Linked DNA regions of Homo sapiens: region 1 is linked to region 2. Evidence: chromatin loops called from intact Hi-C (ENCODE). Cell type or tissue: psoas muscle. All regions are shown on one strand. Each heading gives the region's core, and the rest is flanking DNA. Links, peaks and the distances in the headings are about the cores only. Region 1 overlaps KIAA1217. Region 2 overlaps KIAA1217.

Region 1 (16,616 bases), core at 6,320-11,319, 150 kb before region 2:
TCTACTAAAAATACAAAAATTAGCCAGGCAGAGGTTACAGTGAGCTGAGATCATGCCACTGCACTCCAGCCTGGGTGACAGAGTGAAACTGTCTCAAATTTAATTAAAAAAAAAGAAGAAGAAGAAAAGAAAATCTTTAATTTGTGAACAAAAGTGGAACTTTGGGTGAGTGCTTAAATTTTAGCAGCCTCCAGAGTTTCCTGATGTTACTCCCTAGAGATCAACAATTCACTTTTTCCCTCCTTTACTGATACTTTTCTTTGTGCCTTGTTATAGAATTATATTTATTATAGAAAACCCTGAAATAGACATAGCAAAAGAAATAAAATAAATATCGCTTGTCATTCAGACCGTTTGAAGTACTGTACGTGTGTCATTCATTTCTGGTTCTCTCCACTACATTTGCTCATTGTGTGGTTACCCAATATTTATTATTCTTGAGCAATTCTTCTCAGACTCATCAGCATTAGGAAAGAAACTCTGAACCCCTTTCCCTTCCTGCCACATTTAGCCTTTCAAAGAGATCTCAAGTGCCATTTAGTACAACAACAATGTCTGAAGTTTCTTTTTGCCATTTTCTTATGATAGCTGATGAATTTATTAGGAGTCTCTGAAATAATAAATGCTCTTCTGTTTAATTTTTACAGTATTATTATTTTTGCCATTCCTTGAGGTAGTTGAGTCTTCCTGTTTTCTCAGTAACATTCCTTTAGTTTTTTGTGGGTTTTGTTTTTGTTTTTTTTTTTTTTTGAAACAGGGTCTTACTCTGTTGACCGAGCTGGAGTGCAGCGTGCAGTGGCACAATCTCAGTTCACTGCACCCTCCACCTCCTGGGCTCAAGCAGTCCTCCCACCTTAGCCTCCCAAGTAGCTGAGACTTCAGGCGTGTGCCACTATGCCCAGCTAATTTTTGTATTTTTTGTAGAGATGGAGTCTCATTGTGTTGCCCAAGCTGGTTTTGCACACCTGACCTCAAGCACTCAGCCCACCTTAGCCTCCCAAAATGCTAGGATTACAGGCATGGGCCACCGCACCAGGCCCATTCTTTTAATCTTGATCTAACCTCTTTATATGTGATAAACTACTGATTATCATTAGCATAGATAATCCAGAAGTTCACTGAAAACACTCAACTCTGGTCTCATCCACTTTTTTTTTTTTTTTGAGACAGTGTTTTGCTCTTGTCGCCCAGGCTAGGGTGCAATGGCGCAGTCTTGGCTCGCCGCAACCTCCGCCTCCCAGGTTCAAGTCATTCTTCTGCCTCAGCCTCCTGAGTAGCTGAGATTACAGGCGCCCACCACCACGCCCAGCTAATTTTTGTATTTTTAGTAAAGATGGGGTTTTGCCATGTTGGCCAGGCTGGTCTCGAACTCCTGAGCTCAGGTGATCCACCCGCCTCAGCCTCCCAAAGTGCTGGGATTACAGGCGTGAGCCACCGCACCCAGCCACCCGCTCTTATTTTTTAAGAACAATTTTCTATCGTATAGTCAAAGCCGTAAATCAAGCTTGTAAATGCTCCACGTTGATTTAGCAGGTATATGTGAGAGGCCTAATAAAATCCAGTTTTCTTTTTTATTGCTCTTATTGTTGGGCTCAAAACTTTCCACACAGATGGAACCTACTGAGAAGCGAAAAAAGGTTCTCAGTGAGGTTCATTTTGTAATCCTGAGAAAACTTATGTGTGATTATAGGATCCTGAGGCCTAAAGTTCGTGAGCTTATTCCATTGCATCTTCTGAGAAGGGCTTCCTACGTCTCCAGCATCCCGGGGCCTTCCCTGCTCTGATGGTGGGAGATTCTTCCAGCTTCTAGGTTTCCGTGACCTTAGTTAGCAAAGGCAGGAAAAGATGTAACAGGTAGACTAGGGGTTTGCTCCACAGTTCGGAGGCTTTGAGCAATTGTGTGTTTCTCTTGCCTGCCTGCCTTCCTTCCTTTCTTTCTTTCTTTTTTCTTCCTTTCTTTTTTTTTTGTTTTGTTTTGACAGTGTTTCTCTCTGTTGCCCAAGCTGGAGTACGTTGGTGTGATCATAGCTCACTGTACTCACTGCACCCTCGACCTCCTGAGGTCAAGCAGTCCTCCCCCCTCAGCCCCCTCGGTAGCTAGGACTACAGGCACTTGTCACCACACCAAGCTAAATTTTTTCTTTCATCTTTTGTGGTAATGGGAGTCTCCCTATGTTGGCCAGGCTGGTCTTGAACTCCTGGCCTCAAGCGATCCTCCTGTCTCAGCCTCCCAAAGTGCTGGGGTTACAGGAGTGAGCCACCTCACCCATCCTCCCCTACTTTCTTGACTTTCAGATGATATTTGTCTAAAGCAATGGCTGTAGCGACTTTCCTTGCCCCCGTTTCTCCATATTTCATTTTCTTTGTTGTAAGTTCCTCTGATGAGGGTCACCTAGCAGAGAGTGGTTGAGGTCTCTTTGTCCCTCCTGGCAGACTCACTGGGACTCCGGTCTCTTCCATTACCACTTTCCATTCCTGGTCCTCTCTGAAGGGCTGTGGTTGTCCTGGTTCTCCTCCCGCAGCCGGTGTTACTTATCATCGCTCTGTGATTTTCTGTGCTTTTTTTTTGTCCCCCTTTTCCCTGTCCATAGCAGCTCTTCAAATCTATCATCCTGTTTTTATCTTACACTTTTATTTACCATGCATCTGCAGGGCTTTATTATTTGTGGTCTACTTCAGGGTATTTCTTTCACAGTTGATGAAGCCTGTAAACTTCAGAGCAGAGAATCAGAGGGCCCTAAGCAACCCTCACCTTTCTGGTGAGAATATATTCACCTAGAAAAGGGCTTTTATGAGGTCACTTTAGCTAATTGTTTTTCTAATAGTGTCACTCCCTTTTTCTCTTCAAGGTCTCTTCAAGTTCTTTTATTTATTTATTTATTTTTTTAACCCCTATGTGCATCTTGGGTAGAATATTTTAGTACAGTTTTTGTCTGGAGACCTGTTGTTTGGCTTTTTGGCTTTCGAGTGTAGCCATCTGTGTTCAAGTGTTCTTTTTCTTCTAGTGGAAATTTGTGTCTGATGTGTGGGACTAAGTTCTAAGTAATATACACACATATATATAATCTATACACAATGGTGATATGGATCATGGATATTGTATAATTCAATCATGACGGTACTTAGAGGCTCCTATATGTTACTAGTCCTTATGGATATGTGTATATGCGTGTGCAGTAAGATATGCAGCTATGGCACCCCACTGGCAGATATTGGGCACAAGAGGAAGTCACTCTTCTTGCATGAGGATTATAGAAATTTTCATTTTTTAAGTCACAAAAAAATATTTCACTGCCATGTTTTTTTAAAAAGTTAAGTTGCTCAAAAATGAGTCGGATGCAGTGGCTCACAAATGTAATTCCAGCACTTTGGGAGGCCGAAGCAGGCAGATCACTTGAGGTTAGGAGTTTGAGACCAGCCTGGCCAACATGGTTAAACCCCATCTCTACTAAATATACAAAAATTAGCCAGCTTTGGTGGTGGGCGCCTGTAATCCCAGCTACTCCGGAGGCTGAGGCAGGAGAATCGCTTTAACTCGGGAAGCAGAGGGTGCGGTGAGCTGAGATCACGCCACTGCACTCCAGCCTGGGCGACAAAGTGAGATTCTGTGTCAAAAACTAAAAATAAAAATAAAAATAAAGTCAGTGGCATCAATGAGAATTAAAATATTTAAATGCTTGCACAGTAAGCATTGTAAACCAAAGGCACACTCCAGGGTCCACCAGGTTCAAATATTAGAATTTGTGCCCTGAATTACAGTGTGGATCTTCTGTTCCTGCATGTATTCACCTTGGGTGTGCCCTCCTGCATGGCAAAGCATGGGCAGAGAGCACTGCACTCACAGGCCTGCTTTCGTGGAGCAATCTAGTGGCCAGTGAGCCCGGGGCCAGTGACAATCAAGATGGCAGCCTCAGACTGCATTCTGGCTAAGAAAGCTATTTCATTTGGGTTGGGCAGGCTCTAGTAAGTTCCCTGCAGCTCTGGGACAACCTCAGGGATGGTGGATTAATATGACACATTCTCCAATGATACAAGGTGAATTCAGAAGCGCCTATGGCAGGGTATTTTGGGGCAAACCCATTGCTAGTTAAGGCTTCAACATGTCTTTCTAAAATATAAGGATGGAACTGTCATCATTTTTCTTTCTTTTCGGGGAAGAGGAGTTAACCGTGCTACATTTTCATCATGAATAAATAGGTGGTCCATTTGGTCAACCTATTCTTTTTCTCTTCATGTTTTCACCCCTTTTCTTTCCTATTTTTTTCTTGTTTTCTCCTGGTCCACAGGCTTTGAAGGGCATGCTGATCTCTCTTCAGGCAGAACTTGACATTCAAAGGTACTTGATGAAAATTGAATCGTCTCAGCGAGTTAGTACTCTACCTGTTCTTTTTCTGCATCGAGTTGCACCCTCATCCTGCACCTTTCCCTCACCTGCAAGTGCCATTCTAATCAGTGTCAGCCACTAACGCCTGCACTTTTCGCTGTTTACCCCAATCCCTGATTCAAAACTATCAGAGCCAAGTGCTTGTAGCATTCTGAAATATGTGCATTTCTAAAAATTATGAGAGTCAGTATTAAAATGAACACTAATTGCATGCTTGCTTCGAAATATTTAATTTGCTTTCCACAGATTGGATTGTGGAATCAGCAGTAATGCAACCACAAGCTGGAGATCTTTGAATAATTGTTTGAAAAGTGGGCATCTCTAAGCAGAGATCCTATCCTTGCCAGCTTGCTCCAGCAGAATACTCATGGCAGTAAAACAGAAGCCTGAATCATTCTGACAATCCCAAAGCTATGTCATTCTGCTTTGCTCAGTTCCAATGTGTCCAATGTTGGGTCCAGATCATTTTACTTATATACATTTTAATAATGATCATAATGGAAATAAACACATTTCTTTAGAACTTATATACACCAGGCACTGTTCTAAGTGCCTTACAAGTATTAACTTCTCACAGCAACCCTGTGGGGGAGGTATACTATGATCCCCATTTTACAAATGAGGTGATTGAGGCACAGAGAAGTTAAGTAACTTGCCCAAGGTCACACAGCTAGGTAATGGTTGTGCTTAGGAAATGTTCGGCCATCTGGCTTTGTACAAAAGTGACCTCCTTCCCATTGGTCAGTCTTCAGTGACCATGCTTATCTCTTTACCTTCCCCTTCTTAATAATCAGTCTCATTGATCTCTTTTTAGGGTAACAAGCTCAATTTAGAAAGTTCCTGCCCAGACAAATAAACATTAAAGTTCAAGTTTAGACACTAAAGAGAATTTTCATGTCACACATCATCCCAATTCTGATGAGTGTTTATCCTTAATTTTATTCTTAATCATTTTCACATTCCTAAAATTCATGCAAAATAGAGGCATCTTTATTATTTCCGTGCGCATGTATTGTGCACTAAGTTAAAATGCAGAAAGGGAAAAGAAGGGCATAGTGAGCTCTTCCCTACAACTTCACACCCTGCCATTAACCTTTATTCCTACTTTCAGAATAGAGATTTGACATTGCCCAGTGGGATTTTCCCATCATAAGTAGTACTGAGTTTGGGATTCCCTCCCGCTATTCTTTTTTTCTTCTGCTTGAAACAAATAAATCTTCAGTACTGACTTTCCTTTTCTTTCTTTTTTTTTCCATATCAGCAAATAATTGGATATCTGAAATTTTTCTTGAAGTGCTTTTTTGGCATTTACAAGCATTTTAAATTATAATGCTGTTTTTCAGAGATGGAATAGGATGAAGGTTAAGGTTGGAAATCGAAGGTGATCTTCCCCCTTTAGTGAATGAGTAACTCTCAGATCCTCTCCAGATGTCAAATTCTGTTTTGAAATTGGATGTAACTATTTACCTATCTCACAAGACCAAGATGAAGGCATGGTGGATCCATTAAAGGTTTGTTTGTACCCTTCTCCTCTCACATAGGATCCCAGAAGCTACGGGACTTCCCAAGAACAGTAGGAAGCTGAGCCATCTAGAATCACCCTACTGAGAGTAACACCAGCTTACTACCTAAGGAAAGCTAAATGGTTGGCATCTTTTATAATTTACCAATTGCTGTCCCATGCAACATTTTTCCAATTACTTCTCACTTTATCAAGTAGATATTCTGATTATTTTATAAAAGTGAGAACCGAGGTTCAGAAAGGTTTCATATGGAGTTGCACCGTGAGTTCATGGCAGGATTGGAGTCTGCTTTTCATAAAATAACCTGATAAAAACAGTAAGTTCTCTCATTATAAATTTTGTCTTCTGTCCATCTCTTCAAACACTGGTATACTTTCCTAGAGCAGGACTAGAGGAAAATCAGAATCTTTGGTGCAGAAAGCTAGTTAGAACTTTCACTATGTGTGTGTGTGTGTGTGTGTGTGTGTGTGTGTGTGTGTTTTCATTTGAAAATCATTCCAGTGAAATTGGGCAGGTGGTAGTGGTGGTTGTTTTGGACTGGCGGGAGGGGGAATGTGTTTGAAATTAACAGTGAACGCTATTCCCAGGATGTATGGGGAGGGTCTGGCCATAAGCTCTGAGCCTTGGTGACCCCAGGAACCCACAAGAGTCCCTCTTGCCCAGTTCCCTGTGGCCTTCTCCACTGTGGGGTGATGAGGACATCATAAGCTCTCCCATGGCACAGCCCATACCCTCACTGAGGGTGAGGGCCTTTGCTAGCAAGGAAAGCCTCTTTGGTTTGGCAACAATGCAATTAAGTTTTAGGGGTACGATTCCGTGGCTTGGGATCCCACATCCTCTCCATAAAGCACTGAAGCCTAGGTTGCAGAGATGAGCTTAAAAATGGCTTTTGTTAAGAAGGCCTTCTAAGATGTGTACTTAGCACCATGTTTTGCTGGTTGTATTTTACTTGAGACTTCAAAGGCTACAAGCAGGTTTCTTTCCTTTTATCAGTATAATAACAGCAATCCTCACACAGACACCTTTTATCCTATAGCCTTTTAAAGTGCATTCCTGACTTTCTGAATTACAAAAGCATCTGCAGTCTTGCTCAGACCTCAACCAATGAGGATTTTGGCAGCCAAAGCCTGTTCAACATTTTACTTGTTGATAAGGCATTACTTTTCTTGTTTCAGAAAGAAAGGAGAGAAAGAATAAATTAATTGTTGTATTCAAGGCAACTTGCAATAAAAAGACATCTACCTGGCCGGGCGCGGCGGCTCACGCCTGTAATCCCAGCACTTTGGGAGGCCGAGGCAGGTAGATCACGAGGTCAGGAGATCGAGACCATCCTGGCTAACACGGTGAAACCCCATCTCTACTACAAATATAAAAACTTAGCCAGGCGTGATGGCGGGCGCCTGTAGTCCCAGCTACTCGGGAGGCTGAGGCAGGAGAATGGTGTGAACCCGGGAGGCGGAGCCTGCAGTGAGCCAAGATCACGCCACTGCACTCCAGCCTGGGCAACAGAGCGAGACTCTGTCTCAAAAAAAAAAAAAAAAAAAAAGACATCTACCCTAAGGTAGATACACTGAAAATCAAAAAGCAAAATCTCGTAAGAAGAGGAAGCAAATTTTAAAATATAGGTACTATGATTAGCTTGGACATTAAATTTACTTTCAAGCTTCCTGACATACATGATATTTTACATATGACAAGGTAATACTTATTAATCCTTCAGGAAGCAAAATCATATTCTTTGTTTCAAATTGTGAAAGAAACATTGTTCGTGCCTTTATAAAAGGTACACTGATCAGCATAGTAGGCAGGACCAACAAGTAAACAGCAGTATTCTTCATGTGGCTTTTGTTTTTTTAGAGACAGGATCTTGCTGTGTGACCCAGGCTGGAGTACAGTGGCATGATCACTGCATAGCTCACTGCAGCCTTGAACTGCCAGGTTCAAGGGATCCTCCCACCTCAGCCTCACGAGTAGCTGGGACTACAGGTGTGCACCACGACTCCTGGCTAATTTTCATGTTGGTTTTTTGTAGAGATGGGACGTTGCCGAGGTTGGTCTCAAACTCCTGGCTTCATTTATCCTCCTGCCTCAGCCTCTCAAAGTGCTGCAATTATAGGTGTAAGCCACCACACCTAGTCCAGGCTTTTAATTTTGTATCGGCAAAACGAAAAGAAGAAAACACATCACTGAATAAAAATTGCATGAACGTATTTCTGAAAGGGGTGAAAGTCTGAGTTAATGAGATCCAGACTTGGAACTTACCGATGATCTAATTTTCTAACTTGGTAGAAGGATGCTAAATGGAGATCATAGTTGAGCTAGGCTTTATTTTCTTTAAATAGCTTTTGTCTCATTCTGGCTTTGGGGAGGAGTCAGAGAGCAGTCAATCTGAGGTGGTATTTCAGTAGAGTTTATGTCATGTTACAGGTAGGCCACAAGGCAGACAGGTGGCAGGTTGATGTCTAATCCTGGAGTTGAAAAGGCCACCCTGCCTTCTGATCTGATAAGAACCCCTGTCTCCTCTGCAAGGCAACAGATTTAGCAGCTCCTCTAGGTGGAACCAAACCTCTTCAAGGGAAAAAAAAGAATACTGTATCATCTACAAACTATGAAGGGTTGAAAGGTGGAAAATATCTCTGGGATCATAGAAAATTGCTAAAATTCCAAATTTACCTAGAATCAAATTTTAAGAGCCTTTAAATTAAATTACTATAATGGTATCAGAACTACAGATGTGGAAGTCTGTCTCTTTAAAAGGTGGAATGCAATCTGCATGTCTGAAATTGATTTGATGGCCTTGGCGCTTTTCTTAACTGTATCGTTTTGTAGAATTGGAAGTTTTGTAAGAACTGGATTCTTGCCAAATATTGCATGGCATGAAAATGAAAACGTGTTTCCCTTCCCATGTTTTCCCCATGCATTTGTGTTGTCATTTCAGGGGCCATCTCTAATGACAAGTTCTTAAACCTAGAATCCAATCATACAGAATACACAAGAGAAGACAGGAATTGGGCATGAATACATTCAGGTCACCATAGACAGGAATCCTTCTGGATTCTAAATGTTTTATGGGAAAGTTCCCTTCCTCTGATCTATTCTTTAAAAATATCATGCCTATTTAGTAATTCTCTGATTTGTAAAAACAACATATTCTTATTTTGGAGAAATAAAGAAAGTGTGTCACTCTTATCCTAAGCAATCTAATGCAGAACAGAAAACCCAATGCAGCATGTTCTTACTTAATAAGTGAGAGCTAAACATTGGGTACACATGGGTATAAAGATGGCAATAATAGACACTGGGGACTCCTGGAGTGGGGAGGCAGGAGGAGAGCAAGGGTTGAAAACCCATTGAATACTACGCTTGTTACAAAAACACCGGGGGTTTGGTCGAGGTTCTGCTGCTCACCAAACAGAAAACCAATCACTGAGACAAGTATTGCCAAGGAAGAAGGCTTTGATCGGGTGCTGCAGCCAAGGAGACAGAAGCTCAGTCTCAACTCCATCTCCTTGACTGACTAGAACTAGGGGTTTATATAGCAGGAAAGAAACGTTAAGAACACATAAGAAAACAACAACTGAGAAGGCGCAAGGAAACAATCATGATGAATGAGGGGTGTGGCATCTGGTGTGGTGATCTGGTGCGTTTCAGTTCTTTGATACTTTTTTGAGAGTCCTAAAGGTGTTTCCTGAGGAAGGAACTCAGATAAAACAAATACTGGTTTCCAGCTTTGAGACCAGAACAATTTCTTGTTCAGTTTATCAAAAAAAATAATCTATGGGACTGTTGGGTCAGTTTCATGCTCACTGCCTGGGTGACGGGATCAATTGTACCCCAGACCTCAGCATTTTGCAATATACCCATGTAACAAACCTGCACGCCAAAATAAATCTAAATCTAAAATAAAAGGTGAAATTATTTAAAAAGAATGTTACCCGTAATCCCACCATCAAAAGAAAACTAATGCTCGCATTTGGCTCTATTGTGTCCAATTACTAAATTATACCCCAAAATTCCATTAAAACACCTTTATTATGATTGTGTAGTACTCTAGAGTACACAGACATTGTAATTTGTTAACCAGCCCTCCAAATTGTTTCAAGATTTACTTATTCTATTAAAGATGTAATATGTACAGATTTGCTTCCTGACACTCCAGTACAAGAACTACCACTTTTCTTAATTTTCCCAAATCAAACCAATCTATCCTGGCTTCAGCAATTATTGAGAAATTCATCCTCATCATATTAAGGGGAAGCATTTTCCCCTCACTTGGAGTCATAAGGAAATCTTGAGGAGCTTGTCCAATCCAATAAAACCAGGCCAGGGCCTCTGAGTCTCCTGGGACTTATAGTGAATTGCTTTCTGTGCAGCCTGTTTGCATCCAGGTTTATGGGGACCTTTGCCAAGTATCCTAAGTGTGAGCACCTGGTTCCACCCACTCTAAGCATGTCACACATCCATCTTCCCAGTTGTGGGTCACTTCTTGCAAATGGAATACAGGTCTTCCCAATTTGAAGAGCACCATCGCCACCACTGACACCAAAACTGCCACCCTCTTCTTGGCTCTGGGAAGTCATCCACTCCCCTCTTCCTGCGCAATTAGGAACTTCCTCCTTTCCCCTTCTGGAGGTAAGTCCAGACGTCTTTTCCAGATACCTTTACCTTCTAACCCCAATTTAGGGAGAGAGTCTTCAGAGTGGCCTCTGTAGCATGGGGATACCATTAACAACCCTTCCCTGTGGGAAGACCTTGGAACTTAAAGGCTTGGAAGTTTCCCAGGAGGTGATGGCTAGCAATAGAAGTTCCATAAATTTTTTGTTGTTTCTGACAACCACAAGGACAAGGTAAATTAACAATACCTCAGAAGATGAATCTGACACACAGATAATACTCTATGGAGAGTATTTGCATAGTGTGGTGCTTCTTTAAACAATGAGGAAGAGCCCTTTTCTGCACAGAGGTGTCCTTGTCATTTGTTTGTTTGCAGCTGTAGGAAGGCAGGGGGCTTTGCATGGTGACAATGGGTTGGCAGAGGGGTCCTGCCTGGCTCACTTCGCTCCACACAGAGGATGCCTCAGTGCAGGGATGACTGTGGCTGGCTCCATATGAGCTGCCCGTGGGCAGCGGGTAATGGGTATCACTGCCCTTTCATCTTTCCAATCTGATAATGAAATAATACACACAGAGAAGGAAAATGTGGAAACAAAAGATGCAGTTGTACTTTGCCCAACTGCTGAATCGTCTGATTTCCATCCAGAACAAATGCCATTCTGTTTTCACAGGTGAAAATCATGAATAACGTCTGGGTACTCTTTGGATGGAAAAGGGAGAAAAGTGTTGAAATATTAGCGTTGAAGAAACAGGATATAAACTGAGTGTATCAAGGATATTTCATCAAAATAAATCCTAGAGAAAATGCTTCCCCTTTATCTAAGTCAGGGAAGAGAAATACTAATTATCAGACCTCAACTTAAGCTAGGAGAAACGTGAGAATCTCAGATATGCACCGTTGGAAGTTGGCATTAAAATGTGGTTAGTGAATATAGATCTATCTTATTGTAAGGCCCAGAAGTTCCTGGTTACTAGTCATCCTGGCAAGTATCCACAAACTGCTCACATCCAGCATCCAGATGTCCACTAAACACTCGATTTTGTGTGTGTGTATATTGTACTGTAGATTAACAGCAGGACCCTCTAGCGCCTGCACCCAAGGTTTCTATTAAAAACAAAAGCTGCTGATTTATTCTCCTCTACCACCATTTCTCTGAGTCTTTAATGCCAGACCCACCCCAAAATTGCAAGATCATAATAAAACTAACTACAGTTCTCTTCTCCATTTGTGTTGCAGTTCTCACATCCACCCGTTGTATTTTAGAATCATGGGTGTCTCAGTCTATTACCCAGAGTGATCATAGTTGCAAGAATGGCACTGGGGAGATATCATTCAGATTTTGCTTTTCTGTCCATAAGCCACAGAAGCCGTGGGAAGTTGCCAAGAAGACATGCATAGCTAAGCCTTGCTGTTCTTTTTTTAAATTTTGTATTCTTCTGTTATTTTTTAGAGATGGGAGTCTTGTTCTTTCTCCCAGGCTGATGTGCAGTGGTGTCACCCTAGCTCACTGCAGCTTCAACCTCGGGCTCAAGCCATCCTCCTGCCTCAGCCTCCCCAGTGGCTGGAACTACACGTGTGCAGCACCACACCTGGCTAATTTTTTAATTTTTTGTAGAGACAGAGTCTCAACTAGGTTGCCCATGCTGGTCTTGAACTCCTGGGCTCAAGCAATCCACCTGCCTAGGCCTCCCAAAGTTCTGGGATTACAGGTGTGAGCCACTGTACCTGACCCCAGGGCTCGCTGTTCGAAATATACACCTGGCTGTTGGTCACAGGACTCACCAGAGAATGGCAGGTGGTGGCCAACTGGAGGAAGAAGGCCTCAGCTGATGCTGTCACCAGGGATGGGTTTATGTAAGGATGGGAGATAAGATAGAAGCCAGGTGTGCCCGATGGAGCTCCCTGTCTTCCTTCCCACCCTTAGTCCTCAACCCAGCATGGACATTAAAGACAGGAAACTAGAAGGAGAGCAGAAAATGGGAAAAAGGCAACTGCACTGTGGCTTGTAAAAAGGACTCTGTAAGCAAATTTAGAAGCGTAGAGCTTCCAAAGTGAGAGTTTATTAATTTTCCTTTGGAGTACCGTGAAGCAGGAATGGTAGAGAAAACCTAAATTCTGTGGATGATTTATTTGTTAATTTAATATTTTGTTCCTGGAATTTTTAATAAAAGTACCTAGCAACTAGAATGTTCTCTTCAACTGAAATCAGAATTTTGACTGGGTTTGAGTTGAAAGTTTCACAAGTGAAAGAAATGGGGCTAAAGTGTCTGAATGTCATGATTAAATTAACCATGTCCTTTAATGAGTGCTAGGAATGAGTCATTCCAAATACATTTGCATGTGGAAAACTTCATTGTATTTTCAAATGCCCTGTGGCAAATTGGGCATTAATTAGGATGAAGTAAAACTTCATCACGGCAATGTTGATTTTTCTTTTCACAATAGAACGTAATCTGAAGCAAAGTGAATACCTTGGCTAGCCAGACACCCCACTGTTCCTGGCAATTAACATATTACGTAAAGCTACATTTGCAGGTTCATTTTCTGGACCTCGGCATTTCAATTTAGGGTTTAAGGGTCTGAAAACGGGAATGAAAAATACATCATCAATACCTCTAGCTCTAACTTTCTTTTATCTTTGTTGTTATCTCCAAATCCAATAGCATTGCAAAGAATATGAATAAATCTGATCTCCCTCGCAGAACAGTGCACTTGGTGAACATTTCAGCAAATATTTGTTCATGATGTTAAAATGAAATCATGACCGTCTTTTAAAAATTAATGCTGTTCAACTATGTTGCATACACTTGAGGACATAAATGCGGAAAGCCAGATCTTAGCACTACCTAGCTACATATATCTATGGAGCAGGTGCTATAGGATAAATAATTCGAAGGAAATCTCAGTAAACTGTTTTTCTGGATGACATGATCTTTTCTTCTTATATGATGTGTACTTAGAGTTAGAAAGTTTTGGTCCTGCAAGGGATCTGAGACACCAACTAGCTCAACCTCTGGCCTTACAGATGAGATACCTGTGACTCAACGAGGTTATATGTGGACCAGTTTTTGGCAGAAGCTGAACTAGAACTAGCATTCCCAGACTCCTGGTTAAATAAAAATTTTAGGCAGGGTGCAGTGGCTCACACCTGTAATCCTAGCACTTTGGGAGACTGAGATGAAAGGATCGCTTAAGCTTAGGAGTTTGAGACCAGCCTGGGCAACAAAGTGAGACCTCGTCTACTACAAATTAAAACAATTAGCTGGGCATGATGGTACACACCTGTAGTCCCAGCTACTCAGGAGGCTGAGGTGGGAGGATCGCTTGAGCCTGGGAGATCGAGGCTGCAGTGAGCCATAATCTTACCACTGCACTCCAGCCTGGGCAATAGAGACCCTGTCTGACTGAATGAATGAATGAATGAATGACCAACCAACCAATCTTACCACTGGTGTCAACTCTGGAGTGCGCCACACGTGATCTTTGCTCCTTTCATTTGGTAGAGTTTCAGGGCAAGCTGCTTTTTCTATTTTCTCAGTGGTAATCAGTAGTGTGAGGTTACAGGGAAGGTTAAATTAGGTTACCACATGACAGTTACTTGATACAGAGCAGCAGGCACCTGTTATGTTGGGTCCTTTATTTCTTCCCTCATCCTTTCATTAGGAAGAGAATATTTCTATAGGGTCAATCACAGATGCAGAAGAGGAGAGAGCTGCATTGAGCCAATGACACCAGAATGTCTTCGTGACAGAGAGACCCCTTCGAAGAAGAGAAGAATAGAAAGGACAAGTGGGGTTCAGGTGGCCTGATTATACAGACCACCCCCTTCATGCATGACCCCAAAGGGCTTACCATTTGGGTTTGCGGGTTTGGGGTTGCCTAATGATTTGGGGAAGTCTTTACAAGGTTGTGATGGAAACAGAGGGAGATTGGTGTCATGGATCTCCATGGAGCAAGGAGGAAAATCCAGTCTTACAGACCCTTGAGTCCTGCTCACGTGGCTCAGAGAATATTCCCACCATCCCCTGCTTCCTCCTCAGTTAGGCATAGCTCTCCACTCAGCAGCTTAGGGTAGCAGCTTCAAACACCAAGCTGTAGGCCATGCATGACTGAGAAAAGTTTTCACCGGAGGCAAAATGAGAACACTAACTCCAACATAAAGAATTTTTCACTAGATCAAACCTGAAATTGTGTTTGCTTCCCCCTTTTTTGGTATTAAAGTATCTTTCCTTTCTTATGGTAAAAAAATGATACCACAGAGAGTAAGATTTCTTTAATGCCTCTTACTTTGCAAAATAAAATCAACATCCTTGTATTGTAACCCCTCATAAATTTGGGGGAAATATTTCTTTAGAAATTTTCATCTATGAAATATAAAATAATGGGAACTATGATTATGGAAATAAGCTCCAGAGAGTTTAGCTTTCTCCATGGTTCTTACTAATATGAATATGTGAGCATCCTAGCAGCTTAGCCAGGAGGAACCATTAGAATTGGTGTTGGTCAGCGGTGGTTTGCTTGTAAGGCACCGTTATCCCAAACTAGTGCAAGAACAAAAACTGAATTAATTGAAGGAATTCATTGGAAGGACCCCACAGTGTACTGGAAACAGAAAGTGGGAAGCCCAGGAGACCCCAGATGGCTGCTGTCTTATCTTTTGTGCTCTCTGAAGATCGTGGGGGTCTCACATCTCTGTTTTTTAATACAGATTCGCTTTATTTTTTTTCTCTGCACTTTTTTCTGTTTCACTTTTCCTGCCCACGTTAACCACAGCTTCAAGTTGAAAACTAAGTTGTTTCAAGTTCTCTGTAGACATTGACTAATAGATCCTCTGTCCCAGATCTAAATTTACAATTGAGAGTTTAATTGGACCAGCTAAGTTCAGGTAACTACTTCTTGACCCAATCAGGAAAGACATTTCCAGGGGCGAGAATTTGATTGATCCAGCTAAGATCAGGTGACTACTGTTCAGTCCAATCAGGAAAGACCAGGCTGGGAGTGGGTAGCCCTGTACTTTATTGCCCAGTTCAGAGCAACCCTCGCACCTCCCTCACCTACACTCTTCCTCCTCCCCTGATGCCCCTTTAAACTCAGCAGTTACTGCCCCAGACTCCTTCTGCACCCAGGGTGATGTGCCTCTTCATTCTTCCTGTCCATCTATTGCATATATATTATCTTTTGCCCCCATATAGACCTTACATGCTTGACGAGCTCAAGAACTTTTATCTCTGGTCCACTTTTACCCATGGTGCCTAGCACTGTTCCAAAATGCTATTTTGACTTTTTTTTTTTCCAGCATATCAGATCACAGGGTATCTGGCACAAGTGTCAGCAATTTCCATTGTCTTTTCTCTGAACTAAATGATGTCTCAGCAGCAAGCTGGCATCAGAGGGGAGGGTACTGCGTGTGAGGAGACTGCTAATATGTAGTGATCGTTTTCAGTGAGAACGTGAATAACAACAAAAAGAGGAGTTTACATTTGGAGCTAAATAGCTATGTTTAGGAAGTGAGGGGAGAAAAAATATATAGCCCTGCATCTCTGATTTTTCTACTTACCTACCACTACGATGACCCTGAACAAGAAACAGAGATTTGATTTTGATTTTCTTCAAGGATTATTACCTTCTGCAATGGAAAATGACAACTCATCAAATGTATGGTTTCTGCCGTGAGCTATAAAGATGACCAAAAGGCAGAGGTTATAAATGTAGCCATGTTGCTTAAAGTAATATTATTTCTTGGCTATCTTGCTAAACTGAATCTACCTTCTTTAAAAAAAAATGTCAGGAATGAGGACATCATACCTTGATATTCTGCTGAGCACAGTAAGGAGGAAGCTACTTCACTGAGGACCACGTGAATTTGTCTAAATCTTGGTGAACTGGGCAGTGATTTAGGGATAATTTTCCTGGTCAAATACTTGTAATGTGTGTCAAAGCCAGATCCCCATAACAGAAGCAGACTTTGTAAAAAATAAATCTAGGAATGCACCACTTTGGGGACTTGTACAGAAAAATTAACCAAAGGAGACAATTTCACTGTTAATGCATGTCCTTTCTGGTCATGATATTGGCATATCTTTGCTGAGTTTCC
Region 2 (16,616 bases), core at 7,608-12,607:
ACTGAAGATTGTAGCAAGTTCAGTATGGCTAGAGAAAGAAATAGAGTCACACAAATCGAAATGTAAAATGTCTAATTGGCTTTACTCACAAATGACATGATTATATATGTGTAACATTAAATGGAATCTACAAAACATGCTACTAGAAATAAGTGACTTGAGCAAGATCACAAGAATCAAGTCAATGTACACAAATATTAAAATTTTGTTATATCCATTTGTACAATGAAATGCCACTTAGCAATAAAAGAATGAATCACTGAAAAACTCAGCAACAGGGCTGGATCTCAGAAAAACATATTCTGAACAAAATAAGCTGGACACAAAGGAGCACATGTTATATAATTCCATTTTTATAACGTTCTAGAACACAAAGAACTCATCTATAATGACAGAAAGCAGAGTGGTGGTTTCTTTGGGCTGGGGCTTGGGGATTGATTGTAAAAGGTCTCAAAGGAATTTTTTAGGATGATAAAATATATAGCTGTCTTTCAGCAGTGGTTACATCAGTGTATACATTTGTCAAAATTCATCGAACGGTGCACTTAAGATGGATATGTTTTATTGTCTGTAAACTTTGTGCCTCAAGACAGTTGATTTTAACTATTGAAATGTAGGTATCACCTCTTAAGCAAAAACCAACTTAACAATTTGAGCTTCCAAAAAGTAATTTACTTGAAGCATTTAGAGAAAGATGGTGATCCACATCATATCTTTAGCACTTTTTTACACTGTGCTCAGATAAGCAGGAACTGTCCTGCAGCCTGGAGACAGTGGCAAGAACACCAGACAGGGAGGGCAGGGGGACTGGGAAAGCAGACAGAGAACCTATGTAGACCTTGTTCATTCATGATTCACTCCTCATTGCCCACGTGCCAGCCGGTGAGCTATGACAGCTTCCCTCTTTAGTACCCTCAGCAGGATCCTGTAAGGCCCCGCTTTCTAGACAGGAGGATAATAAAGCCTAGGATTGAAACAGAGCCTCTCCCTCTCCTCCTCTTCTAGTGGAGTAAGTCTAGTTGTGTTTAAACATTATGCCCCGTTGTATTTTCCAATATTTCTTATCCTTCTCAGAAACGTTATATTGCGATTCATTCATAGAGCAAATACAGTTGCCCCTTGAACAACATGGGGGTTGGGGTGCTGACCCCTCATGCAGTAAGAAATCCATAACTTTTGGCTCCCCCAAACTTAACTACTAATAGCCTACTGTTGAGTGGAAGCCTTACCAATAATATAAACAGTTGATTAACACATATTTTGTATGTTGTACATATTATATACTATATTTGTTTTTTTCACATGCCTGCTGTGTCAAATATATACTGTATTCTGACAATAAAGTAAGTTGAAGAAAAGAAAATGTTATTAAGAAAATCATAAGAAAGGGAAAATCATAATATTCATTAAGTGGAAGTGGATCATTATAAAGGTCTTCATCCTCATTGTCTTCTCATTGAATAGATTGAGGAAGAGAAGGGGTTGGTCTTGCTGTCTCAGGGGTGGCAGAAGAGGAAGGAAATCTACATATAAGTGGACCCATGCATGCAGTTCTAACCTGTGTTGTTCAAGTGTCAACTGTATATGTTGGGTACCTACCATGTGCCACACGCTGCTTGTAGCTGTGAACAAAATGGCATGCTCCCTGCCTTGATAGAAGAACAACTTGGGGTGGTGGGGAAATTGATGAGTTGAATTCAGAAGACCTGGTTCTAATCCTAACTGTGCTCTCTAATTGCCGAGCACACCCTGAGCATGTCCTTTGACTTCTCAGGGCCTCACTTTTCCCACCTTTCAATTTTATGAATTTTAAATATTCCACCAATAATTTCTAGCATGATATCCATTGTTAATATCCACTATCTAACCAGACCCCAGATTTACGTAAGCTTGTTTTAAAATTTGGGCAGGAGGGTTAGGTGCCCTGCTGTGCCCCATAGCTCATGGCACAGTGACATCATCTGTCTATTCAAAAGCCCTTTTCTTAGTCCATGAAATCATCCTTGGTGGCAAATCGAATCATATGAGGAGTTTTAGAAATTCCCAACAACCAGACGGTACCTCAGACCAGTAAAATGAGAATCTCTCAGTTGGGACCCAGGCATTGGTCACTCTTAGACCCATTTAATTATCTACTCATTTTCCCCTCACAACCCTGTCATCACTCATTCCCGCCCCCTTCAAAGGCAGGAGCTCTGTGGGATTGGACACAGGGACTGAAGTTGAGCAAATCATCTTGATAGCACGTGGCTTTGCTGTGTGTGGTTAATCAACCGATATGAACAGTGCTGACCTGTAGCCCTGCCACATCCCCGCAGTGAGAGCAAGACAAGGCACAGGAGAGCTGATCCCAACACATATCTAAGCCCATGGGTCACAGCAGGTTTCAACCATTTAGAGAAGAATTTTGGATTCTTCATTGTTGCCTGTTCTTATCAATGTTACTGATTCATTCAGTTCATTCATTCAACAGATGTATTTTCAGTTTTCTGCTAATATGCCAGACACAGTGTACCAGAGACTCTGTGGAGGGCAGAAATTAACCAGGTGGAGGGAAGAGCATTCTGGGAGATGGGAATAGCAGGTGCAAAGGCCTGGCAAATAGGAGTCTGGCGGAGGTTGCAGTGAGCTGCGATCACACCACTGCACTCCACCCTGGGCAACAGAGTGAGACTCTGTCTCAAAAAAAAAAAAAAAAAAAAAGGAGCCTGGCCCCTATGAAGAACTGAAATGATGTATGGCTTGAGCAGAGTGCCAGGTGCATGGAGGGAGGGAGATTAGCCACAAGGGAAGCGACCAGATTGCCCAGCGCCTGGAGAATGGGCTGCAGCCAGAGAGAGCATAGGAGGATGTTGTTCTCTGTACACTGTCTCTAAAAATGGTGCTTTTTGGCTGGGCACGGTGGCTCATGCCTGTAATCCCAGCACTTTGGAAGGCTGCGGCGGGCAGATCACTTGCGGTCAGGAGTTCGAGACCTGCCTGATGATCATGGAGAAACCCCATCTCTACTAAAAATTCAAAATTAGCCGGGTGTGGTGGTGTGGTGGGCACCTGTAATCCCAGCTACTTGGGAGGCTGAGGCAGAAGAATCGTTTGAACCCGGGAGGCAGAGGTTGCAGTGAACTGAGATCGTGCCATTGCACTCCAGCCTGGGCAACAAGAGTGAAACTCCATCTCAAAAAAAACAAACAAGCAAAAAAATGATGCCTTTTAGCAAAATAGTGACTGACTGGCTTTTAATACCACAATAAAAAGACATTAGCAAAAGTGGTGTGAGAGCATGATCATGAGTCCTGTAGAGAAAGTAACCAAAAGTGATACATTTCTATGTGGTTCCCTCCCAGACAAAATGCCAGGCTCCACCCACTAGTTCACCCTCCCTGTTAGCAATGGCTGGTACGTGTTCAGGTTTAGATTGGTGCCAGACACTTTATTTTATTGTCTCACCGAGTCTCCATGACCAACCTACGAGCTATGAGATATTACTACCCCTTTTTTGGATAGACACAGAGGTGAATAGCTTGCCCATGGACACACATCTACTAAGTGGTAAAACTGGAAATCGAACCCAGGCAGTCTTTCCCCAGAGGCCAGTTCATCACCATGCAGTGCTGATGTTGGGACCTAATGGTGGTTCTGCTTGTGGCCTGTGTTGAAATGTTTTATCTTTATTCAGAGAAAACAGAAGGCATGATGTGGCTTTAAGCAGGTGGTGACATGGTCAGATTGCATTTCCCCTCAATTTACATGGATAATGGACAGTTGACAAAGACATCATCACCCCCATGAGATGATAAACCAGTCCATGAAACCGGAAAACAGGAAACCATTGAAATTTGTTAAATGATATTTCAGTGGAACTTTGGGGATAATATACTAGGCATAATATCATTATTGTGATGGAGGCTGATTGAGTGAATTCACTCGATGGAGCTGCTGTTAGAAAATTGTCCTGCTCCAGGGACTCAAGTGCTCAACCAGACTCCTGCGAAGCCTGAATAAAGCTCCCACCTCCTATATTCTCTGGGATGAGAAACAAGAATGTTCTCGGAACTGTTTGGAAATTGTGAGTTCTGTATACAGGTAGCCTACCTCCAATCTAGAGAAATTCATAAATTGCCAAAAGCCCTGGACTCATCCAGAATCATTATCATTGCCAACATTAAAGTCCTATGTTTTAAGCATCTGTGATTTCATGGTACTTGGTACATGGAACCATGTGAACGAAAAGGACACAGATCCTCTTTGAACTGATACTGACGTATTTCATAGCCAAATCACCACGTGTTGAGTTCCCATTCTACACCATGCGGTATTTCATGTAACCCTCAAGAATGGCCAAGGAAAGTGGATTCCCCATCATTAGAGGTAAGGAAATGAAGACCAAGGGAGTCTAAATAATGGGCCCAAAGTCTCACAGTGGGCTAGAGAGAGAGTATGGGATTAGACCCAAAGTCTTCTTGGCTCCAAAGCAGGTGCCCTGTGCTGCTCCCTCTAAAGATACATCAGTGAGAGTTTACGCCTGTTGTCCATGATGCATTGACCAGAGTAGAAAAAGGATCCTTTGTCTTGCAGGCAGTCTGGTTGCCAGTTGGCTGCCAAAATTCAGATGTTGGTGGAAGAAGCCACATTATGTACAGTCTTTGCTCCCTTTCCTTTCTCATTGAAATAAGTAAAGATTCAGCCGCAGGGCTGTCTACCCAAAGTGCTCCGAAGACTTCAAGGCATTCACTCGCCTCCATTTCAGGCAGGCAGAGCCCACTGAGGTTGATTTTTTTGTGTTCACAGCTGCAGAACCAGGAGTTGCTGAGGGCAATGATGAAGAAGGCCGAGCTGGAAATCAGTGGCAAAGTGATGGAAACAATGAAGAGACTGGAGGATCCCGTGCAGCGACAGCGCGTCCTAGTGGAGCAAGAGAGACAAAAATATCTTCATGAGGAAGAGAAGATCGTCAAGAAGTTGTGGTGAGTGCCAGTCACTTGCATGTTGAGCTGTTTCACCTGCAAAGGAAAATTATCATTACTAAGAAGGAGGTCCTTCCCAGTTGGTGGTCTTGCCCTCTCTTTATTGAGCACCTACTGTGTAAAAGTTAGAGTTCTGCTGATGCTGGTATATGTGGACACTTCAGCACCTGTCCATGGAGGCCCAGGAAATTCAGTGGCCCTCAGGTGACTGAATTTCTTTAAAAGTTGCGGCATTGCTGGGCATGGTAGTTCACACCTGTAGTCCCAGTTACTCATGAGGCTGAGGCGGGAGGATTGCTTGAGTCCAGGAGTTCGAGACCAGCCTGGGTAACACAGGGAGATCCTGTCTCTTAAAAAAAAAAAAAAAACAGAGAGAGTTGCAGCTTCATACTCTCCTCCAGGGCTCAGCAACACACAAAATTAAAAGGAGTAAATGGCAAAACCCAATGGCAAATAGGAAGCCTATATTTCATCTCAATAAATTAAAACTAATGGCCAAAATAACACAGCTCTAAAATTATCTTCCTATTATTCAACTGTAGTTAAAATTGCAAAAGAAGAATTTAAATGTAAAATGTATCTGATCCAGAATGAAAAATGCTTCCTTAGCTGTTATGAATGTTATTTAAGGTTCTTATTGAAAGCATCTATCAAGTCCTACTATTGAAATGAGCAGAATTTTATTACTCCCCCGTCACCAGGCAGGCACATCTTTTATGGTAATTGTATGTTTTGGTATGCAATGAAGATTTATCATAGAACTATCTCACCTTTTAGTATAATGAATAGTAATTTTGAGGGGTTTCTCCAGTGTTGATAATTCTCTTGTTTCTTGGAAAACTTAAATCTTTCAAATGGGGATTGTAAGGGAGCAGTTTGCAAACTCTTCTCATGGCCATAATGAGAAAAGATTTCCATGATGGAAAGCATTGTGCTCAGTCACCTATCTCCTATTGGAGCTGTGGCTCGTGTCGCCCTGGATGCCAACCTAATGTGTTTGATTAAAATTAGAGTGTCCCTCTCAGCAGTCTAGAGGGAAAAAAACATCAATTTGAGTTATTCTTTTCCTAATAAATTAAATTAGGCTGCTGTTCATCCATATCTCAAAATAGCTTCCAAAATTCTACTTAGTTCACACATTTATAGACAGAGTTAATCACCCACCATGAGTTGGTAAGGCTGTTATTTGTCTGAAATGTCTTTGTGACAGCCCAATTATCTAAAACTAGGTCTCCAGTTTCTTCTTTAAAACTTCTTTTAAAATGCATATCCTGGCTGGGCACGGAGGCTCATACCTGTAATCCCAGCACTTTGGGAGGCCGAGGCAGCCAGATCACCTGAGGTCAGGAGTTCGAGACCAGCCTGGCCAACATGGCAAAACCCCGTCTCTACTAAAAATACAAAAAAAATAGCTGGCCATTGTGGTGTGTGCCTGTAGTCCCAGCTACTCAGGAGGCTGAGGCAAGAGAATTGCTTGAACCCGGGAGGGGAAGGTTGTGGTGAGCCGAGATTGCACCACTGCACTCCAGCCTGGGCAACAGAGCACAACTCCGTCTCAAAAAATAATAGTAAAAATAAAAATAAAAATATATATCCTTTTAAAAACATTTATATAAATTTTCCAATAAAATTATGAAAAAAAATTTTTTTGAGTTGGAGTCTTGCTCTGTTGCCCAGGCTGGAGTGCAGTGGCATGATCTCGGCTCACTGCAACCTCCAACTCCTGGGTTCAAGCCTATTCTCCTATGTCAGCCTCCCGAGTAGCTGGGATTACAGGTGCACACCATGATGCCCAGCTAATTTTTGTATTTTTAGTAAAGACGGCGTTTCACCATATTGGTCAGGCTGGTCTCAAACTCCTGACCTCAGGTGATCCACCTGCCTCAGCCTCCCAAAGTGTTGGGATTACAGGCATGAGCCACCACGCCCGGCCAGTAAATTTCTTCTTTTTAAAAATTGTGTTTATTGGTTAGCTGAGATAATTCTCACTTCTGGCCTAGAAAAGCCATCTTTAATCTCAATAATACTCTGAGATTACAGCCTAGCATAGGAATGAGACAGAAAAGGTAGTGGAACGAACATATCATAAGAGGGCTTTATCTGGTTGGATTTGTGGGAAGGCCACAGATGAGTAAAAGAGGCAAAGAGCCCTTGAGGATCTTCAGTCTAGCAAAGGCAACCTGATAAATAGGAGTATAGCCCCGAACAGGGGATTTACAGGTACCAGTTGTACCCACACAAAAGAGAGACTAACCCAGGGATCAGGAAGACTTAACCTGAATGAAGTCATTCTTTGTATGACCCACAGGCCACAAACAGTATCTTGCACATAGTAGTTTCAGAAATGGTTTGTTAGGCTGGGCACAATGGTTCATGCCTATAGTCCCAGCAGTTTGGGAGGCTGAGGTGGGAGAATCACTTGGGACCAGGAATTCAAGAACAGGCTGGGCAATATAGCAGGACCCTGTCTCTACTAAAAATAAAAAATTAGCCAGCTGTGGTGGCATGCCTCTGTAGTCTCAGCTACTCAGGAGGCTGAAGCAGGAGGATCGTTTGAGCCCAGGAGTTCAAAGCTGCAGTGAGCTATGACTGCACCTCTGCATTCCAGCATGGATATCAGAGCAAGACTCAATCTCTAAAACAAGAAAGAAGAAAGAAAGAAATGGTTTGTTAAACTCAACTGAGGTGGCCTTGAAGATGGGGAGATTGCATCAGCAGAGGCTAGAGATGGAAGGACTTCCAGGCAGTAGAACCCTGCAAACCAACAAGTTTCTGGCCTGGAAAATGCAAGATGTCTTTAGAGAACTGGGGAGCAGTCCAGTTAGGCAGCAGAGTTGGGTGCAAGATACTAATAACATCCCATATTTGGGGAGTGTCATTCCCATTTGCACACTGACTTCCTGTATCTTAGACCATACTCAGGCCTCACATACCTGCTTGATGCCTGTCTGGGCTGTGCCTACAGAGATTGGAAGATTCTGTAAGAGAAACCTGGATTTCTGGCTTTTCTTGAAAGTTCCGGGGTTCAACCCCAGATTCACAATTTCTGTGGATGGGGCTTAGGAATCTGCAGTTTACAAACAAAGCCGGTGATTCTGAAGCACTTTCACATTTGAGAGTTACTGCCTAGAATGATGAGGAAGACACTGAGTGTTTGGGTTTGTTTGGTTTTTGTTTTTGATCAAGGAAGTAGCAAAGCTAGAGCTGTATTGGAGAGAGGTCCCTCTGGTGATCATGTGCCGGACTGATTAAGAGGAAAATAGATCAGTGACTAGGAGACCATATGGGAAGCTACTGTATCCGTCAGGCAAAAGGCAGTGAGGCCTGAACCACATAGTAGAAGTAAGAAAGAAGTCAAATGCAAAACGTCCTATGGTATTCACCGTCTAAGACTAGCTCTCAAAATTCTTCTTTAAAACACCTTTTGAAATATATATCCTTTTGGCTGGGTGCAGTGGCTCATGCCTGTAACCCCAGCACTTTGGGAGGCTGAGGTGGGAAGATCGCTTGAGCCCAGGAATTCAAGACCAGCCTGGGCAACGCAGGAACACAGGGACACCCAATGTCTACAAAATAAAAATTAAAATTAAAAATAAACCCTAGCCGATCATGGTGGCACACACCTGTGGTCCCAGCTACTCAGGAAGCTGAGGTAGGAGCATGGCTTGAGCCTGGCGGGTCAAGGCTGCACGATCACACCACTGCACCCCAGCCTGGGTAACAGAGCAAAACCCTGTTAAAAAAAAAAAAAAAACTAAAAATATCTATATACATATATATCCTTTTAATAATGGTAGTGTAAATTTTCCTTCCATAAGGTATAAAGTAGGTTAACTGATTGGATGGCTAGATCTGAATGGCAAGACAGCAGGTTATAAAAGACAGCTGGAAATAGCTAGAAGAGAAGAACTAGAATGTTTCTAGCATGAAGAAAAGACAAATATTTAAGGTGACGGATATCCCAAGTACACTGATTTGATCTGTACAAATTATATGTACTAAATTATCACATGTACCCCAAAACTCACATCTATTATGCGTCGATTTTTAAAAAGAGCTTATTTTTTAAAAGCCAGAAATTTCAACTCTGGAATATCAGAACAGTGATATCCCTCTTTCCTTCCCCTCTCCCTCCTCGTTCTCCTTTTTGTTCTTCTCCTTCTTCTTCTTCCAAGTACTAGAATATAAGTCTCCTTGTGGAGCATGTTAGGTTGAATTACTGGTGAGCCATTCAGAAGGCAGAGAGAAGAAACTTGGGCCTAAAACTGTGAAGAGATGGGCTGGGCACAGTGATTCACACCTATAATCCCAGCACTTTGGGAGGCCAAGGTGGGTAGATCACTTGAGGTCAGGAGTTAGAGACCAGTCTGGCCAACATGGCGAATCCCTATCTCTACTGAAAATACAAAAATTAGCTGGGCATGGTGGCGGGCACCTGTAATCCCAGCTACTCAGCAGGCTGAGGCAAGAGAATCACTTGAACCCGGGAGACGGAGGTTGCAGTAAGCTAAGATCAGGCCACTGCACTCCAGCCTGGGTGACAGAGAGAGACTGTCTAAAAATAAAAAAATAAAACTATGAAAAGAAATTGGGTCTAGATAATTTCTACATGAAAATAATAATTGGTCTTCTAATAACAGTCAAGTGAAATACATTCCAACAAACTGCATGCTTCTTTTTAACAAAGCTAGGATGAAAAGCCACTTAAACAAATAGAATGCTGTAAACTGTGACGTCTATGAATATCTGACATTCTGTGGAGCAAAGCTGATATTTTAAAAGTCATATTGATTACCATGTCAAAAATTTATTTCCAGCATTCATTTTAGCCCCATGTCTCTGTTACATTTTTGAATGAACAAATTTGATTTTTAATGTTTTATCTAAAGTAGGTATCATAAACGTTTGCATAGAAGTGATATTGTTGTGTACAATTGTATCAATATACATTTCTGTATATTCCATAAAGCTGTGAAGTTTAAGCGTCTCCGTATGCAAGGTTGTGAAATCCAAGAGGCATATTGTATAGAAGAGATCAAAACAGAATTCTAGGCAGACTGACTTTGAGTCAGATGACAGCTCCTTGAAGTATTAATTACGCACTGACAGACATGTTGGTTGTTCACGGAACCAGGAAAATATTTGGTCCTTAGCTCTTCCAGCAAAGCTTTGCAGGACTGGACCCTGTGTCCAGTCAATACAGGGAAGTCATTCTGTTTGGTTGTGCAATAGAAAAGAACTTTTCCACACGAAGTTACCATATTTATTTAGAGCCCTTCAGTGAGGTGGCACAATCTCTTCGTGTCAAGAATCCAATAGCTGTAGGAAGTTTCCCGTGGGTGTGTTCACAGAACACTGGGCCCCTTTCCATAGTTCACAGACGTGGACAATGAGCAGATGAGGCTTTCTCCCTCTGGTCCTGAAGTAGCATCATTTCATCTGAAATGGCCACAAGCAATTTTGGTTTATTTTTCATAACAGAATCAAAGACATCACCAAAAACTCCATCCCACTTCTTGCAGGGGAGGAATTTGTTATTTTCCCTTGGATCCTGTTGAACACATGTGGCATCCTGCCTGAACCCCTCCCGCAGCTGCCATGCGATCCAGAGCTCCATCCACTTGCCCACCTAAGTGGAAAGGGCCTTCGAGGGCCATCAGTTTGCAGACGACACTGTGCATTCCTTTTTCTCTTTCGGACGCTGGCTCCACAATCCGGGCTCCAGGAGGTGGAATCGCTGTTCACTTACTGCCCCCTAGTGGTCCGCATTTCTGAAAGTTCTTTATCCCTGTTTCCTTTGAGATTTTTCTCCGTAGATTTATAGGTGTTTAGGATGGGGTTAGTAATGTGGCCAAGGAGGTGGTTGTTTTCTCAAGGGTGAGACCTCGTCTCCGATCTCCGTCTCTTGGAGCTAGCATTCCCCTCTATCCACAGACACCACGTCTGTCGTCATTTTTATTTTCTGCAATCATTTCTTCTCTTGGTAGCTTGGAGAAGAGTTCATCCTTGTTGATGAGACAATCAGTATAAACCAGAGGTTCTCATTTAGGGGCAATTTTGCTCCCCCTTCCCCAGGGACATTGGACAATGTCTGGGTCTGGAGACATTCTGGTTTGTCACAAGCTGGGGTAGGCAAGGTTTCTACTGGCATCCAGTAGATGAAGGCCAGGGGCGCTGCTAAACATCGTACCGTGCAGTTTCCCCACACCACAGCGAAGAATTACACAGCCCAAAATGTCAAATGCTGAAGTTGAAAAGCCTGATATTAACCACTGTGGGCTTCTTGTTTTACTGCACCGCAGGTCGGTCTCCCTCTCTCTCTCTTTCTCTCTTTCTCCCTCTCTCTCCTACCCCACCCTCCCACCTATCCCTCCTTCTGTCCCTCTGTTGGCATCAGCACCACTGAATAAAAAGACTCGGTCCTCTGTTAGCCAGGCACAATCGTCCCTTTGGCCAATGTAGAACATTCCCTGGAAAACCCTCCTTGTACCTGCCTCACACCACTGCAAAATGTTCCCAGCCACTGTTAAAAGATGAGCGACCCCCCTCCACCACCACCACACGAAAGGCAGGGGGGAGGAGCTGGGGCTCTACACAAAATCAGAGGCTGAGACGGGCACTCGGCCCCTCCTCTTCCTCTGTGAGGCCTCGTGTTCAGCTCTATGTGCTGGTGTCCTTGCTCCCGCAGCGAGTTGGAAGACTTTGTTGAAGACTTGAAGAAGGACTCCACGGCAGCCAGCCGATTGGTTACTCTGAAAGACGTGGAAGACGGGGCTTTCCTCCTGCGTCAAGTGGGAGAGGCTGTAGCTACCCTGAAAGGTAAACTTTCTGCTGGGTCGGGGGAGGAGTCTGAGCTGTCTTTCCTGCGGTGTTTAAAAATCTGCCACATAGAGGATTCATTCATGTATGCAAGTATTTATTAAACGTCTACATGTGCCAGGCATTGTTCTGGACACTTGGGATACCCCACAGCACAAAGTAGGTGCACATCCCCCTCTTCTTGGAGCTGGTATTAGAGTGGGTGCTGTAAGATTTCACACTAAATGATTCCAGTAACACTTTCTATTTGCTAGGCTCTTACAGTGCACCGGGATGCATGTGCCAAACCCGTTAAAAACACAAGGTGGGAGGATCACTTGATCCCAGGAGTTCAAGACCAGCCTGGGCAATATAGAGAGACTCACATCTCTACCAAAAAAAAAAAAAAAAAAAAAAAAATATATATATATATATATATATATACACACACACACAAAAAAAAATTAGCCAGGTGTGGTGGTGCATGCCTGTGGTACCAGCTACTTAGGAGGCTGAGGTGGTAGGATCTCTTGAGCCTGTGAGGTCAAGGCTATGGTGAGCCACCATTGCACCACTGCACTCCAGCCTGGCAGCCTGGGTGGCAGAGTGAGACCCTGTCTCCAAAAAATAAAAATAAAAAACAAAAAATAAAAAATTAAATTAAATTAAAAACCTGTAACCAGGCACGGTGGCTCACGCCTGCAATCCTAGCACTTTGGGAGGCCAAGGCAGGAAAATCGCCTGAGGCCAGGAGTTCAAGACCAGCCTAGGAAACATAACAAAACCCCATCTCTAAAAAAAAAAAAAAAGTTTTTTTTTTTTTTTTTTTCTGGCCAGGCGTAGTGGCTCATGCCACTTTGGGAGGCTGAGGCGGGCAGATCACTTGAGGTCAGGAGTTCGAAACCAGCCTAGCCAACAGAGTAAAACCCTGTCTGTACTAAAAATACAAAAATTAGCTGGGCATGGTGGCACAAACCTGTAGTCCCAGCTACTCAGCTGAGGCAGGAGAATTACTTGAACCCAGGAGGCGGAGGTTACAGTAAGCCAAGATCATGCCACTGCACTCCAGCCTGGGTGACAGAGGGAGACTCCATCTCAAAAAAAGAAAAAAAAAGTTGAATTAGCTGGGCATGGTGGTGTGCAGCACCTAAATAGTCCCAGCTATCCAGGAAGCTGAGGCAGGAGGATCGCTTGAGCCCAGGTGTTTGAGGCTCCAGTGAGCTCTGATCATGCCACTGCACTCCAGCCTGGATGACAGAGTGAGACCCTGTCAGCCAGTCAAATTAAAAAGTAATAATAATAACCCTAATGGTCAATTGGCTTTATCCCAAATACACAGACAGGAAACAGGCCTAGAGGAGCTTTACCCTTGCCCAAGGTGAGTTTCTCCAATGCTCCTCTGTGCTCTTAACCCACTGCCACCTGAAGATGTGTGAGCCACCCTGTGGCTTGTGAACTCTGCACTTCTCTGTCCAGTATCGGAGTGCGGGATGAGGGTTGTCGTTCTGGCTTTTTCTCCTCCAATTCACCTGCTGGTTTGGGCCTGCAGGAGAATTTCCAACCTTACAAAACAAGATGCGAGCCATCCTGCGCATAGAAGTGGAGGCCGTGCGGTTTCTGAAGGAGGAGCCACACAAGCTGGACAGTCTCCTGAAGCGTGTGCGCAGCATGACAGACGTCCTGACCATGCTGCGGAGGTGACCGGGCCCTCATCGTGCTGGGGGTGGCCTGCGGAGGGGTGCACTGGGAAACCGAGAGTGGACGTTTGGGACTTCAGCCTTCCACCATGCTCCCAGGACACATCCAGTGTCCTGAGGAAAAGCCCCAAGTCCTTCTCACCCTTGAACTTTTATTGCAATATGGCTTGAGGTTCTAATTCTTCAACACAGGATTGCTAGGTGGAGCCCATCCTAGGGTTTAAAATTAATAGACACAGTAAACATTGTTTTAAAATCATCTGAAAGGCCAGGTGTGGTGGCCACTCAGGAGGTACAGGCAGAAGGATCCCTTGAGCCCAGGAGTATGAGGCTGCAGTGAGCTATGACTGAGCCACTGCACTCCAGCCTGGGCAACAGAGAAAGACTCCATTTCTTTTAAAAAAATCATCGGAAGGTGGGTTTTTTAAAATAACATTTTGAAGTTGAAAAATTGATTGAAATAGTTTATTAGCCTCCTTCACTTCAGGGGCATAGATGAATTCAGTTCAAAGAAATGTAATAGAAGTAAACAAAGTCTTTCTTAAATGACCTCCTGAAGGAGTATCTGTGAGACTGTTGGTCCCACCTAGAAAAGAGGAACAAAGCATTTTGAGTGGCCTGGGCCAGGCTTCCTTACCAAAGGTAAACCTGCTCACCGAAGAGGTCACAGTGGAGTAAAGACCAAAAGACATTCAGGAATTTCACTGCAAAGAAAATTCCAGGACTCCACACTCACTGAAAACACATATGCATGCAAAATTTGTGTTGCCAGAAGTACCTTCACTGGCCAGGCACAGTGGCTCACACCTGTCATCCCCGCACTTTGGGAGCTGAGGTGGGTGGATCACTTGAGGTCAGGAGTTGGAGACTAGCCTGGCCAACATAGTGAATTCCCATAGGTATTACAGGCGGTGGCGTGCCTGTAATCCCAGCTACTTGGGAGGCTGAGGGAGGAGAATTACTTGAACCCAGGAGGTGGAGGCTACAGTGAGCCGAGGTTGTGCCACTGCACTCCAGCCTGGGAGACAGAGCATGAAGTCAGCTTCATGGAGATGATTATTGAAAATGGGAAAGATCACTGGGTGCAGTGGCACGTGCTCGTAATCCCAGCTACTCAGGAGGCTGAGATGGGAGGATCACTTAGGCCAGGAGTTCAAGGCTGCAGTGAGCTATGATCACACCACTGCACTCCAGCCTGGGTGACAGAGCAAGACCCCATCTCTACAAAAAATTATTTTAAAAATTAGCCAGGAAGGGTGGTATACACCTGTAGTCCCAGCTACTTAGGAGGCTGAGGCAGGAAGATCTCTTGAACGTAAGAGTTTGAGGCTGCAGTGGGCTAGGATTGAGCCACTGCACTCCAGCCTGGGCAACAGAGCGAGGCCCTGTTTCTTAAAAGAAAAGAAAATGGAAGAGATGGTTGAGGCAGAATGATAGGGAAAGGAGAGAACAAATCCTTGGGGATCTCTAAGAATCTAAGGGATTGGGGTAAAAAAAGAAACAGCAAAAGAAAGAGCACTGAGTAGCAGAAGAGTTATAGAATGCAATGTCTTTTTTCAAATAAAAAAAAGTAACATAATAAAAAGGGGATGAGGGACTAACTAAAAATTAGAGGTCAAGTACCATGTTTGACATTGCCTCACACATAACTTTACAATGTTAATGTTAGTCCTAACGACAGGTCCTGAGGAAGTCATTATCATCACCATCGTCATCCCCATCTTCATCACTCCATTTTATGCAAAAGCACCTGAGGCTTAAAGAGGCGAAGTTCTCAACGTTATATAAAGCATGAACTAACTGCTATTCAAACACAGATCTGACACCAGACACTCTGTCTTTTCCACTACATCATGGGTGGGGAGGGACATATAGCTTCAAATGACTCCAAACACCAGAGGAAGTTGAGGAATAAACACGACCGTTAGATTTCGAGTCACTGTGTACCTTGTGGCAAGACTTCGTTGAATCCAGGTGGGGAAGCCAGTGAGCAACAGGTTGAGATACAGAAGAGCAAACAGAAGGAATTAGAATGTGGGCGGCCCACCCAAGATGCTTGGCAGTGAAAGGAGGAGGGAATAAGCAAACTTTTGGCTTAGAACTAAGCATATTTGAGGGCTGCATAGGCCAGAATCAGGCGGAGGAGTTAGAGAGGCTGCTGTTAGACTCATGATTCATTTTCTTCTACCCACCCCCCAAACAATGATGGAGTTGCAAGGGTCTGAGCACAACTGCACCAGCAGAAAGGGATATGTCTATACATGTCCCTAAGCGGCTACTCTGAGCTTTGGGATGTGTGACTCTCACCTGGCTTTGGGATGACATAGCCTGCAAGTATACCACCATGAGAAAGTGACATGAGGGTTAATGCCGCTGTGCATGGTTTCTCCTAGACATGTCACTGATGGGCTCCTGAAAGGCACGGACGCAGCCCAAGCCGCACAGTACATGGCTATGGAAAAGGCCACAGCCGCAGAAGTCCTGAAGAGTCAGGAGGAGGCAGCCCACACCTCCGGCCAGCCCTTCCACAGCACAGGTGCCCCTGGCGATGCGAAGTCGGAAGTGGTGCCTTTGTCCGGCATGATGGTTCGCCACGCGCAGAGCTCCCCTGTGGTCATCCAGCCCTCCCAGCACTCCGTGGCCCTGCTGAACCCTGCTCAGAACTTGCCTCACGTGGCCAGCTCCCCAGCCGTCCCCCAGGAAGCAACCTCCACTCTGCAGATGTCGCAGGCTCCGCAGTCCCCACAGATACCCATGAATGGGTCTGCCATGCAGAGCTTGTTCATTGAAGAAATCCACAGTGTGAGTGCCAAGAACAGGGCAGTGTCTATCGAGGTAGAGTCCTATTTCTGTTTCTCATAACCCCATAAAGGAGTCTGATACATGGACCTTTCCCTTAAAGCATTTATAGGTCAGATGATGACATGATTGTGTATGGATCAGAGACAGGGTTTTGGAAGTGGAAGTGGGATTCAGTGGCCAGGTTAAGAGATAGGTCATGTGGTTTCAGAGAAGGGTGAGACACCTGGCCTGTAGGAAGGTGAGACACCTGGCCTGTAGGAAGGTGAGACACCTGGCCTGTAGGAAGGTGAGACAGCAGTGTGCTGGTAAATGTTTAACAACCAGCTCTCTGGTAGCGGTTGTGGCGGCGGGGTGG

The links. A loop is a pair of places that touch in the nucleus more often than their neighbours do. Peaks named below come from ENCODE experiments on the same cell type or tissue, not always from the same donor. Only the 100,000 strongest peaks of a DNase experiment are listed, where the experiment ranks them.
Region 1: it touches region 2 in a loop (2.9-fold over the local background); 25 of 110 quality-filtered maps call a loop at or near these places.

What each region holds. Positions count from the first base shown.
Region 1 is chr10:24,362,833-24,379,448 of GRCh38, forward strand. The region is part of intron 2 of KIAA1217; the gene reads left to right. Among named protein-coding and RNA genes, the nearest start is that of MIR603, 95 kb to the left of the region's middle. In psoas muscle, for the core only: a CTCF peak has its summit at 8,471 (motif pointing right); no DNase peak of the experiment used is centred there; H3K27ac peaks cover 2,340 bases.
Region 2 is chr10:24,508,471-24,525,086 of GRCh38, forward strand. KIAA1217 reads left to right here. Exons shown (of 21, transcript NM_019590.5): 10 at 4,789-4,964; 11 at 11,653-11,783; 12 at 13,312-13,459; 13 at 15,853-16,294. Among named protein-coding and RNA genes, the nearest start is that of ARHGAP21, 210 kb to the right of the region's middle. In psoas muscle, for the core only: a CTCF peak has its summit at 10,721 (motif pointing left); a DNase peak (open chromatin) is centred at 10,681; H3K27ac peaks cover 2,139 bases.